2 separate regions of the Homo sapiens genome follow, and region 2 is linked to region 1. The links are chromatin contacts, found by Hi-C or POLR2A ChIA-PET in ENCODE. All regions are on one chromosome and are shown on one strand. The core of a region is the stretch at or near the end of the contact, and the rest is flanking DNA. Distances in the headings are between cores, read along the strand shown.

Evidence for each region. A loop is a pair of places that touch in the nucleus more often than their neighbours do. ChIA-PET counts read pairs that join two places held with the same protein, here RNA polymerase II (POLR2A). Pooled maps may share reads with other maps.
Region 2: a map of gastrocnemius medialis shows a loop between it and region 1 (4-fold over the local background). The contact joins two enhancer-like sites. A Hi-C loop is called at or near these places in 1 of 168 maps with a recorded cell type or tissue (gastrocnemius medialis), 3 of 37 single-sample maps with no recorded cell type and 6 of 50 pooled maps. POLR2A ChIA-PET finds 5 or more read pairs at or near these places in 3 of 52 experiments (activated CD4-positive, alpha-beta T cell and activated T-cell).

The regions. Positions count from the first base shown.
Region 1 is chr1:214,259,963-214,264,706 of GRCh38, reverse strand. It overlaps LOC124904509 (a long non-coding RNA gene), which reads left to right. Exons shown (of 2, transcript XR_007066876.1): 2 at 1,743-4,744. Among named protein-coding and RNA genes, the nearest start is that of SMYD2, 19 kb to the left of the region's middle. RefSeq lists a silencer at 3,041-3,090. Within about 2 kb of position 3,171, at least 6 of the 41 ENCODE cell types and tissues checked have a DNase peak (open chromatin) inside an H3K27ac peak, as active enhancers do; they include gastrocnemius medialis, where a contact is called at or near this core.
Region 2 is chr1:214,437,505-214,442,447 of GRCh38, reverse strand. The region is part of intron 3 of PTPN14 (protein tyrosine phosphatase non-receptor type 14); the gene reads left to right. Among named protein-coding and RNA genes, the nearest start is that of PTPN14, 110 kb to the left of the region's middle. RefSeq lists enhancers at 2,675-3,014, 2,329-3,300. Within about 2 kb of position 2,852, at least 17 of the 41 ENCODE cell types and tissues checked have a DNase peak (open chromatin) inside an H3K27ac peak, as active enhancers do; they include gastrocnemius medialis, where a contact is called at or near this core.

The sequences.
Region 1 (4,744 bases), core at 1,922-4,421:
TGAAATATAGGTTTAAGAAACTCAAAGAACAAAGTGCATTCTTTGCTCTTTGAATTTCTTAAAATTAAGTTCTTAAGACTCCTGCTGCTTACCTTCAAACAAGCAACCTTGAAACTGCTCTATGAAACCCAGTTAAAGGACGAACCAAAGAGTTTCACTTATTAAAAAAAAAAAAAAAAAGGCACATGGGAGAGAGAACATTCAAGTCTTCCAGTATCCATACTTATTAACTCAATTGAATGCCTGTGGTGGGTCTCCTGGGAGCACACAGCAGCAGCCTCTTTGTATTACAACTCAGCCAGAAGCATGTATTCCCTTGTAATTAAGGCCAAGGGTGCAACCAGTGATGCGAAAGGAAGTAATTAGATGGATTATTCAGTTCCCTCAACATTTCTCAAGAGTTTGTGTGTTTGTGGTTTTGTGTTTGCTTGAAGTCCCTGTATAGCTCCCTCGGTTCTCCTTGATACTGTAGGTCCAGCCGCAGATGTTAACAATAACTAATATTGAAACAGCACTTATATGCCAGGTGCTGTTTTAGGGGCTTTAGATATATTAGAATCCATCGCTTGAAAACTGTATGAGGGCTAAGTGTTAAGCCCTAGGTTCCCAGGAGCAGACACTGAGAGGTTTAAATGCATGGGATGTATCCCTGAGGTGGTTCCAGGAGGGACCTGTAATGGATTGGGGAAGGTAAGACAGGGAAAGGAGGCTGCCAAGCAAGGCTCTGTCTCAGGCCAGGGTCCCTCAGAGGGTAGCTTCAGCCTGGTCCCATAGCATGACTCTAGGGTGCAGGCTAGGAAAGGGAAACTGGCGCTCATCCTGCTGCACAGTCATTGGTTGACAACCTCCAAGGATGGCACAGAAGGTGTATATGTGTGATCTGTGGAGGAATGTGTCAGGTGCACACCGAGAGGAGTGCAACAGAAACACCTACTTTATCTGCTACAGGTAGACACTATCGCTGCCCCACCATGTGACAGCCAGGCCACTGAGTCTTGCCCAAGATCTCAAAGCTTGTAAGTGGAAGAACTGGGATTTGAAAGCCTGCCGTTTGGTTCCAAAAGCCATGTGCTTTTAACCACTATGCTATTTTGGATAAGATCTGATCTTTACCATGTGCTATGGTATTATCAATAAATTTCTACAATTTTCTCAATGGACTATGTAACATAAACTATTTTGATTTTATTGGATTTTTAAAAACGCTGAAAGTATATCTGCGATGAAATCCATTAATACTTTGTTGAACTAAGCTTCAGATACCCAAGCCCCTAAGCCTAAGGTAAGTTCAGAGAACAGACAAAATATTAGACAATGGTATACTTTGAAAAATGTAGTACTCCCAACCCTCTCTGACAGAATGTGCCCAGTTCCTATAGAATTATGTAAAAAGTGATTCCATAAGTCTTTTTTAATGAGACATATTTATACAGAGCCTATTTTTACATTAAGATGACAGTTTAGAATGCCGCGTTGATTCTCTATATATGCATCATCCTCTTAAACCTCACCCCCACGGTTTTTTTAGTTTTGGTGTAATGCAATATCTGATTTCTGAAAGTTTTAAAAATTTCTTTGTTTTAACTTTAGAAGAGTTTGCTTTATTTTCACTAAAAGAATTCTCTTTATTTTTCTGTTCTAAAAACAGGAGTATGTATAATACTTGTCTATCGCTTTTGCTTGATAAAAAGAGGGAAGGTCTGTGCATAGCCGTGGGTGACTAATTTCGTAACCTCTTCCAGATTCTTAGATTGGCGGTGCTGGACAGCAAGTGACCAGAAGAGAAACAAGTGGTAACCCAACCTGCATGAAGAAAATTCAGTAGAACCTTGCTGGTGTAGAGAAGATGGCACAAAGAAGAGTGAGAACACTTTTATGAAAGGCTTAGGAAATGTTGAAGTTTTCCAGTTTTCTTCCTATGTGAAGGAACATAGTGAAGGGGGAAAGGCCCCTTTTTTGCACATACCTGTGGAGGGTAACGCTGTGTGGGTGCATTTAGCCCTAATCTCTGCCGTGGATCAGGATCGTTGGTTGTGGAGGAGGAAGAAGAGAGGGAAAGGCTTGAATACTTACAAAAGATTTTGAGAGCCTAAATGATGAAAGCTAGCAGTTCTACAGTGTTTACTAAGTGCAAGAAACTGTTGTAAGAGTTTTGCATATATTAACTCCTTTGATTCGATTCTAATGACCCTATGAGGTAGGTGCTATTATTATCATCTCCATTTCACAGAGAAGGAAATTGAGACACAGAGAGATTAAATAACTTGACCAAGATCACACAGCTATAATAGTCAATTGTGGAGCTGGGATTCAAGCTCTGGTGTCTGCTTTCAGATTCATACCCTTACCCATTACCCTGTACTACCCATCTGGAATGTGGAGAACGTGCTGATAACATTGCTAATAATCATCTGTCGTTTATTTCTGACTACTCTCCAATTTTTTTAAGAGACCTGTATCTAACCTTTGGTGATAACTAAACTATAGGAGAAAACTTGAGTTCTGATAGTAAGAAACATTTACAAAATGGTCTGAAAGTTGATTTGAAGTCGAAAACCCTTATATGTGTTTGTAAATTCTAGAGAAGAAGTGGCAGCCAGGCAGATGAGCTCTCTGTTCTGTGCAGAGCTGATGGTACTCCCTGCCCTGGGGAGCCGGCACTGGCAGCGATTACATCACTAAGTCACCCTCCATACTCAGCTGCTTGCTAAGAATTAAATTGCTGGCACCAGATCTGGTGAGCCTCATGTTACCATGGCTTGTTTGTGGAGAGCACATTAGTGTGATATGTTCAGTCTTCAGAAACAGTTAAACATCAGCTTTATTACCAAAAAGATAGTGTATGCTGGTATTACTCCTGGTTATTCGGTTCAGCTCCTCAAGTGAACAGTCCCACACCTATTTAGCCCATTGAGTCAAGCTGACCTCCTTTCCCGGTTACGGGTTTGTGGACAGGAGTGACAGGCGGGTTCACTTGCAAGGGAGCCAGAGAGCCGCTCGTGCCTCTGCTGCCCTCTAGAGGCGTGTCAGGCCAAGGCCGCTCATCTCTGAGCCTTGCCGGCGGATTGCACCACCAGTCCACCTTTTGTCTCCCTTTTGAATCTCCACTGAACACCATTTGTCAAAAGGGTTGAGGCAAAACCACTCTGAGCTTCCAAAACAATAATAAGACTTAATTAGAATTCCAAGCTAAGCCATTGAGAGTTGCTGTTTATATTGGGGAAGATGTAACACTTCAGTCCTGTGTTTTTCAGCCCCTACATCTCAACCATCAAAGGGAAATGAGTCAAGGTTGTTTTAAAACTATAAATAGAGCTAACACTTACAAAGCAATTGCCACATGCCAGGTACTATTCTAAGCGCCTCGCATATGATGACCTATTTAATGAGGTGGGTGGTATGAGCATCTCTATCTTATAAATAGGGGAACTGAGGCAAGGGACTGTAAGTATTTCTCACAGTTCATGGGTGGTGGAACTGGCTTTGAAGCCCGGTAGTTCTGGCTCCATGAACTTGGCTTATAATCACTTTACTGTACGGCCTCTTTTATAGCTATCGAGGCATGCATTGCAAGTCCAATTTTTAGGTAAAGGTTTTGTTAAAAATCTTTAACCTTAATCTTGTAATGAGGAAACAATTGGCCCAGACCCTTTAAAAATGTCAATGACGTAATAAATAAAGAAGGAGAAGGAGGAGGAGGAAGGGGAGAAGTATTTTAGAGCTATGACAACTAAATATAATTCATTGTCCATGGTTAGACCCTGGATATAAAGAGACAAAACTACAAACAATATTATTGGGAAATTAGGAAAATATGAATATGGGCTATATTTTGGATAATCATATTAATGTTGCATTTCTTGAGTATGACCTCTTATTGCTGTTATATAGCAGTATGTCCTTGTTCTTAAGTGATACTTGAACTATTTAGGGGTAAAATATCATGATATCAGCAAATTACTATCAGACAATTCAGGAAAAAAATATACCTGAGAAAGAAAGAGAAAGCAAATGTGGCAAAATGTAAAATAATTAGGAAACTAGGTAAAGGGTATATGGTGTTCATTATGCTATTTTTAAAACTTTTTTCTAGGTTTGACATTTTTAGCATAAAAAGTAGAGGCAAAATAATTACTTATTTCAGAATAAGAGGTAGCCATGGCTACACCCAAGGTATCTGCCTGGACACCACAAGTGGTACAAATAAGCAAAGTGTGTTAGTTGGGAATCCACAGGCAAGCTTTGAAATCTGTAGACATATGTTATATGAAAGTGTATGAGATATTACATCTTATTTATTCATGTTTTTCCATTAGTACTAGGAATTACATGCATCATTATGTATTTTCAAAAAAGATCAAGTTTCCATCCAATAGAAAATAAATAGTGCAAATTACAAAGTCTTGTATGAAACTAAATAAGGTCTAATTGTAGTCTTGGGATTATTCTGTTTTTATCATCAACAAATAAGGCATTTGTAGGAGAGTGCCTGCCCTATTTATTCAGCACTGTGTTCCAGGTACTGATTTAGTGCTGGGGATACACCAGTGAGCAAACCAAGATCTCTGAACTCATGGTGCTCGCCTTCTGATGGGACAGAGAGACAAATATTATAGCTCAGTAAACTGCAGAGAATGTTAGAAAGTGATTATTGCCAAAGAAAAGTAGAAAAATAGAGCAGCATAGTGGGAAATTGGGACAGGCAGTTGCAGAGAAGAGGGTTTCAGTTTTAAAGAGGATCCCC
Region 2 (4,943 bases), core at 1,603-4,102, 180 kb before region 1:
TACGTATGTTTTAGCCATTAGAAAAACAAAGTTTACCAAAAAAATAGGTTGAGCATCCCTAATTCAAAAATTCAAAATCTATAATGTACCAAAATTGAAAACTTTTTGAGCACCAACATGATGCTCAAAGGAAATGCTCGTTGAAGCATTCAGGATTTCTGATTTTTGGATGAGAGATGCTCTACTGGGTAAGTATAGCAAATATTTCAAAATCTGAAATCCCAAACACTTCTCGTCCCTAACATTTTGCATAAGGGGTACTAACCTGTTTAGTATACTTCAAAGAAGTGATAATTTTATTATTACATCTTTAAATCACATGGTTAATGTGTTAGTATTTGGTCTATTTGGAACTTTTCTCAAAAGCAAACAAAAATAATGTGCTATTGAGCTATTTTGAAAATAAGTTCTTAAGCAGAGGTATTGATTTTTATCCTTTGTGAATTCCTTGATTTTCAAAGATACATTCATTCATTTGTTCATTCATTCATTGATTCCAAATTGTTCTTTATTAGTGTTACATTGCAGGACTGAGAAAGATTAAACAATTGAACTCATGAAATAATAAAGATTTGTAATAGAGCATGAGTCAAAATGTTAAAATAGTCTACTTTTTCTAAAGCTTGAGTAGAATACGATGATGCCACATTGTAGTGTTTACCTTTAACAAAGGTGTGAAAAGAAGGGGGAAAAACAACAGAAGCTATATGAAGAGGTGTTTTGTCATGTTGAAGCATGCAGGCTGTGCCTTATGAATTTTTAAGAGACATCCGCTTCCCATAAAGGATTCTCAAGATTGTAGGGGTATCATTACAATGGGTGGGATTGAGAATGGTGTGTCAATTTCAAAAATGGATTTTAAAAAAAATCTTGACGTTGGAAGAGGTGCAAAGAATAGATGTTTTATAATTGTTTGCTCTACCTTTTTTCCTGAATATCAGCATTGGGACATTCAGTTGGAGTGGAGTGGGTGGAGAGGAAGGAAGTGACAGATGTGCTACATCCACACGTTAAAGAAACTTACAGTGTCTGAGCAGCAGCAGAATCTAGAAAGCACAAGAATCCAAAACCTCAAAACTTCCCCAGCCTGAGGATATTATAGTTCTGTGTGGTTCTGTGGAAAAATGTAGTTGCGTTCCATCACCGGATATAATGTAACAGTAGTAGTCATGGTAGCAGCTAACATTTATGTGCAAGATGCTATGCTAAGTATCTCAGATTATTATCTTTTTCAGTCTTCACTAGAACTCTATAAAGTGGGCACCCTGAAAAAGAACTGTTTGTTTTTTAAATAACAGAAGTTTTTTCTCTAACAAGTGGAGTAGATTTAGGTCATCACATAAATGGAGTCTTTTATATTACTTTGCCAGAGAAATACATCCGTTCATGCCTTTCTTCACTGGCTTTATCAGAGTAACAGGGAGTTTAGTTCCATAAAAAGTCAACAAAGAAATCCAGAGGGCTGACCTACCAGTAAGATCAGAGATTATTAACTAGTACTATGAGGGCTGATTCTGGTCTTCAGGTGGGTTTTGTTTCACCAGGATCATTTTTGAAAGAACTGAATTGGGACGCCTTGCAGAGAGGCATGTGCTGTCTAACTGGGCCTAGTTCTCCACTCCCTAGGGAGTTAATAGTCAGCAGCATTTACACATTCTTGTGACCTGTCTGGCCTTGTAGGTATTTAGGTCCTGACTGCCGATACTTGCACTTTCTGTATAACTTGAAGTGCATCTCAGTACTTGGGTCAGCCCATATCTCTTCATTGACCCAGTTGATTTTATGTCATTCAGTGTCCAGCTGTATTAACACTTTAGCTGCCTATAAGAGACTGTAGGTGGTTGAGCTGAGTGTGAGAGTATAACTTCCCTAAGTGCTCATTTGAAAACTTTATTTCTGTGTAAAGATCACTCCGGAGGGCTAGATTATATGTCCCTGTCAACTTTCTACTGCAGAGCCATGGCTCAAATTATTCAGATTTCCTCTCTTTATTGCTCACAATATCTGTCTCATCTCTGATTACCCATAAAAGGTTCATGCATAGAAAGAGTACCAAGCGTCTTATAGGCCAATAAAGACATCATTCAAATCTTAAACAAACACAGCCTATTTGAGAAAGAGCCCTTTGCCTTATATCAAGACAGACCAGAATGATAGAGTTTTATATCTAAATATGAGACCCCACATATCAATAAATCACAGAGACCAGTTGCTTTGTTTTACAGATGAAGAAACTGAGAAACAGACAGATAAAGGGACTCTGCCCATAGTCACACAGCTGTTTAGTGACAAGCCTGGCTCTTAAGGTGGTTCTGGAATGGTTTTAGGTGAACCAAGCATGCTGACATGGGAGAGCCCATAGATAGGATTTATTTAAACGTTCAAAAAGTCTTTGCCAATCCTCCCCTCCCCTCCCCTTAGCTGTAACAGCTAAGACACACTGTGGAATTGGAAGGGATGAGTTTTGTCAAAGAGAAGGAAGTAGTTCAGACAGAAGAAACAAAGGGTAGAGGGAAACAGGCACTTCTTTGAGTGAGTCCTTTAAATAGCGAGCATTATGTAGAGAGTGGAACTAAAATGGGTTTTATTTAACGTCTTTATCAGTGATCTCCAGCCCTGGGCACATAGTGAAAGTGCCAAGCTTTCAGATGACACTGAGTCCTTTAGAAGGGTGGAAAATTGAGACATTGCAAGTAAACAGTAGAAAGGTGTCAGCAGGTGTCAAGTTACCAGGTGTGACTCAAATAATGATACTGCTTTCTGGTGTACTTTGTAAAAGCAGAGGAGGCGTAATCATAGCGGGACATGTTGCAACATGTTTCGGTTTACAGCCTCCTAACTCTCAAGGTCAGCTCGTCAATCTTGTGCTTGCAGCTGGGGAGAGTGAGTAGACATTTCGCCTGACGTTTGCTGCCAGCATAAAAATGAGTTACCGTTATTCAGAGCAAATCCCAGCAACTTTGACGTAAGTTTAACTGAAATGCGAGTTAGACACATGGTCCTTTAGTAGAAAATCACAGAGATGAAGCAATGTTGGAAGCAAATGCTTTTGACCAGCATAAATGTTTTGAAGAAGGTAGAAAAGATAGATGTTTATGACAGTGACTAATGTGAGAAACCCATAGGTCTAACTAAGGAAAACATGAAAAAGGTCGGTAATTTGGATCCTTGAAATAAAATGGCCAACTGTGAAAAGATAGCTACTGATGAGGATACTGATGGAAAATTTGAAGCAAGTTATGTATCTGCTAGAGCTCTGTATGTTTTGAATGATTGTTGGAATCAGCAAAGAACTAGTATTTTTTGGTTTAATCTTCAAGGAAAATAATAGCTGGAAATAAAACAATAAAAAAAACACTACAAAGGAGAACATACATTAATGTGGGAAGTAGGGGGAAAAAAAGGAAAAAGAAGGAGAACAGACTTGAAGACCTCACTCTCTGGTGTTTGTTTCTTGGTCAGGCTCTGTAAACTCCCCAAAATTAAGTTCTTGTGTTTAGAATCAGGAGATGATGCTAGCATAGCTATTGTAAGGATGAGTTCAGAAAGCATTTGCCATTGTGCTTAGCATATAGTAGGTCTTCAAATAATATTTGTTTTTTTTAAATGAAAAGATATACTAGAAGGTAGCAGGAAACTGCTGCATCCCTCAGAGAGCTGTGCTGGTATCAGTCACCTGGCAGAAGATTCTCTGTGACCCACACTAACCAGAAACATAGGGGAAGAACATTCTGGGAAATGGAGTGCAGCCTAGTCAGGTTGAGACATTACAATGCCACTGTGAGGCTTCGTACATTATTAATGATTAGTAAAACCCAAATCACTGTAAACCATACCCTACTAGAAACTCTACTGAGTACAAATTTTGTACTGACTGGCGATTTCCAAAATTCAGAATTACTCCCTCAAAACAAATGATTTGATATTATTGAAGATAACTTCAAATTTGTCCCTAATTCCCTCAGGCAATTCCCAAAAGTGGAATTGCAAACAATAATTTAAGCAAACATTTTGTGTTATTATCATAGACATGTATTCCCAGGGAGGTTCCCCACCCTCATTCCAGTCCCATATGAGGGAGCAGATCTGCTGCAGAGGACGCGGCCTGGTGCTTTGTCCTGTGCCGAGTGTAGGAAGGCTAAGGTTATCAGGCCCGAGCAAGGAGACAGGATAAAGCGGGCCTTGCCTCACAGCTTCCCAGATGGTCAGAGCAGCTGTTCAGAACAGGGAAGCCAGGTTGGCTGCCACAGGACGGGCCAGGCTGACCCAATGGTAATCTCACAGTACTTGTAACTTGAAGAGACTGTAGTCTGAAAAGATAAACAGATTCCAGTGAAAGATTATTTAAAGAGATGATAGACTCCTGATGAGTGACAGTTATTTAAAAAATAAAAATAAGACATTGGGAGCCTGTTGGTTCTTTGAGTGTGGTCTTCACACTACGTGCATCAGTATTGCCTATGGCATTTTAAAAAATATGTAGGTTATTGTACCCCAGTCCTGACTCCCTGAATCAAAATCTGTTTTTGATCATTGCCATGGGTGATTCTTATCATTTAAGTTTGGTTAAATGGAAGACAACTGTATCCTGATGTCTTTTCAGCTGTAGCTGGTCTTTTCTGTTAGTAGATGGATGTTGGAGAATCTCAGGGGGGATTTTGGGGAACTGGGAAGGAATTAAAGAGTTGCAAAGCTTAAAACATTTGGTTCAGGCTGAGGAATTTAGAGAATAGATGGCGTGGTCTTATTTAGTAGAAAAATTGTGGGCGTCTTCCTGGGGATCCTAGAAGGAACAGAATGGAGAATCCAAGGTTCTTCTGTAGCAATTTTGTACAGTTTGATTGTATTTCCTCTCTTTCAGAATATTTTAGCCTTCTAGGTAGTTCAACTTCTGTAATGCACAATAGATTATGCATAATATAATGAGTAATACATCTCCTAAA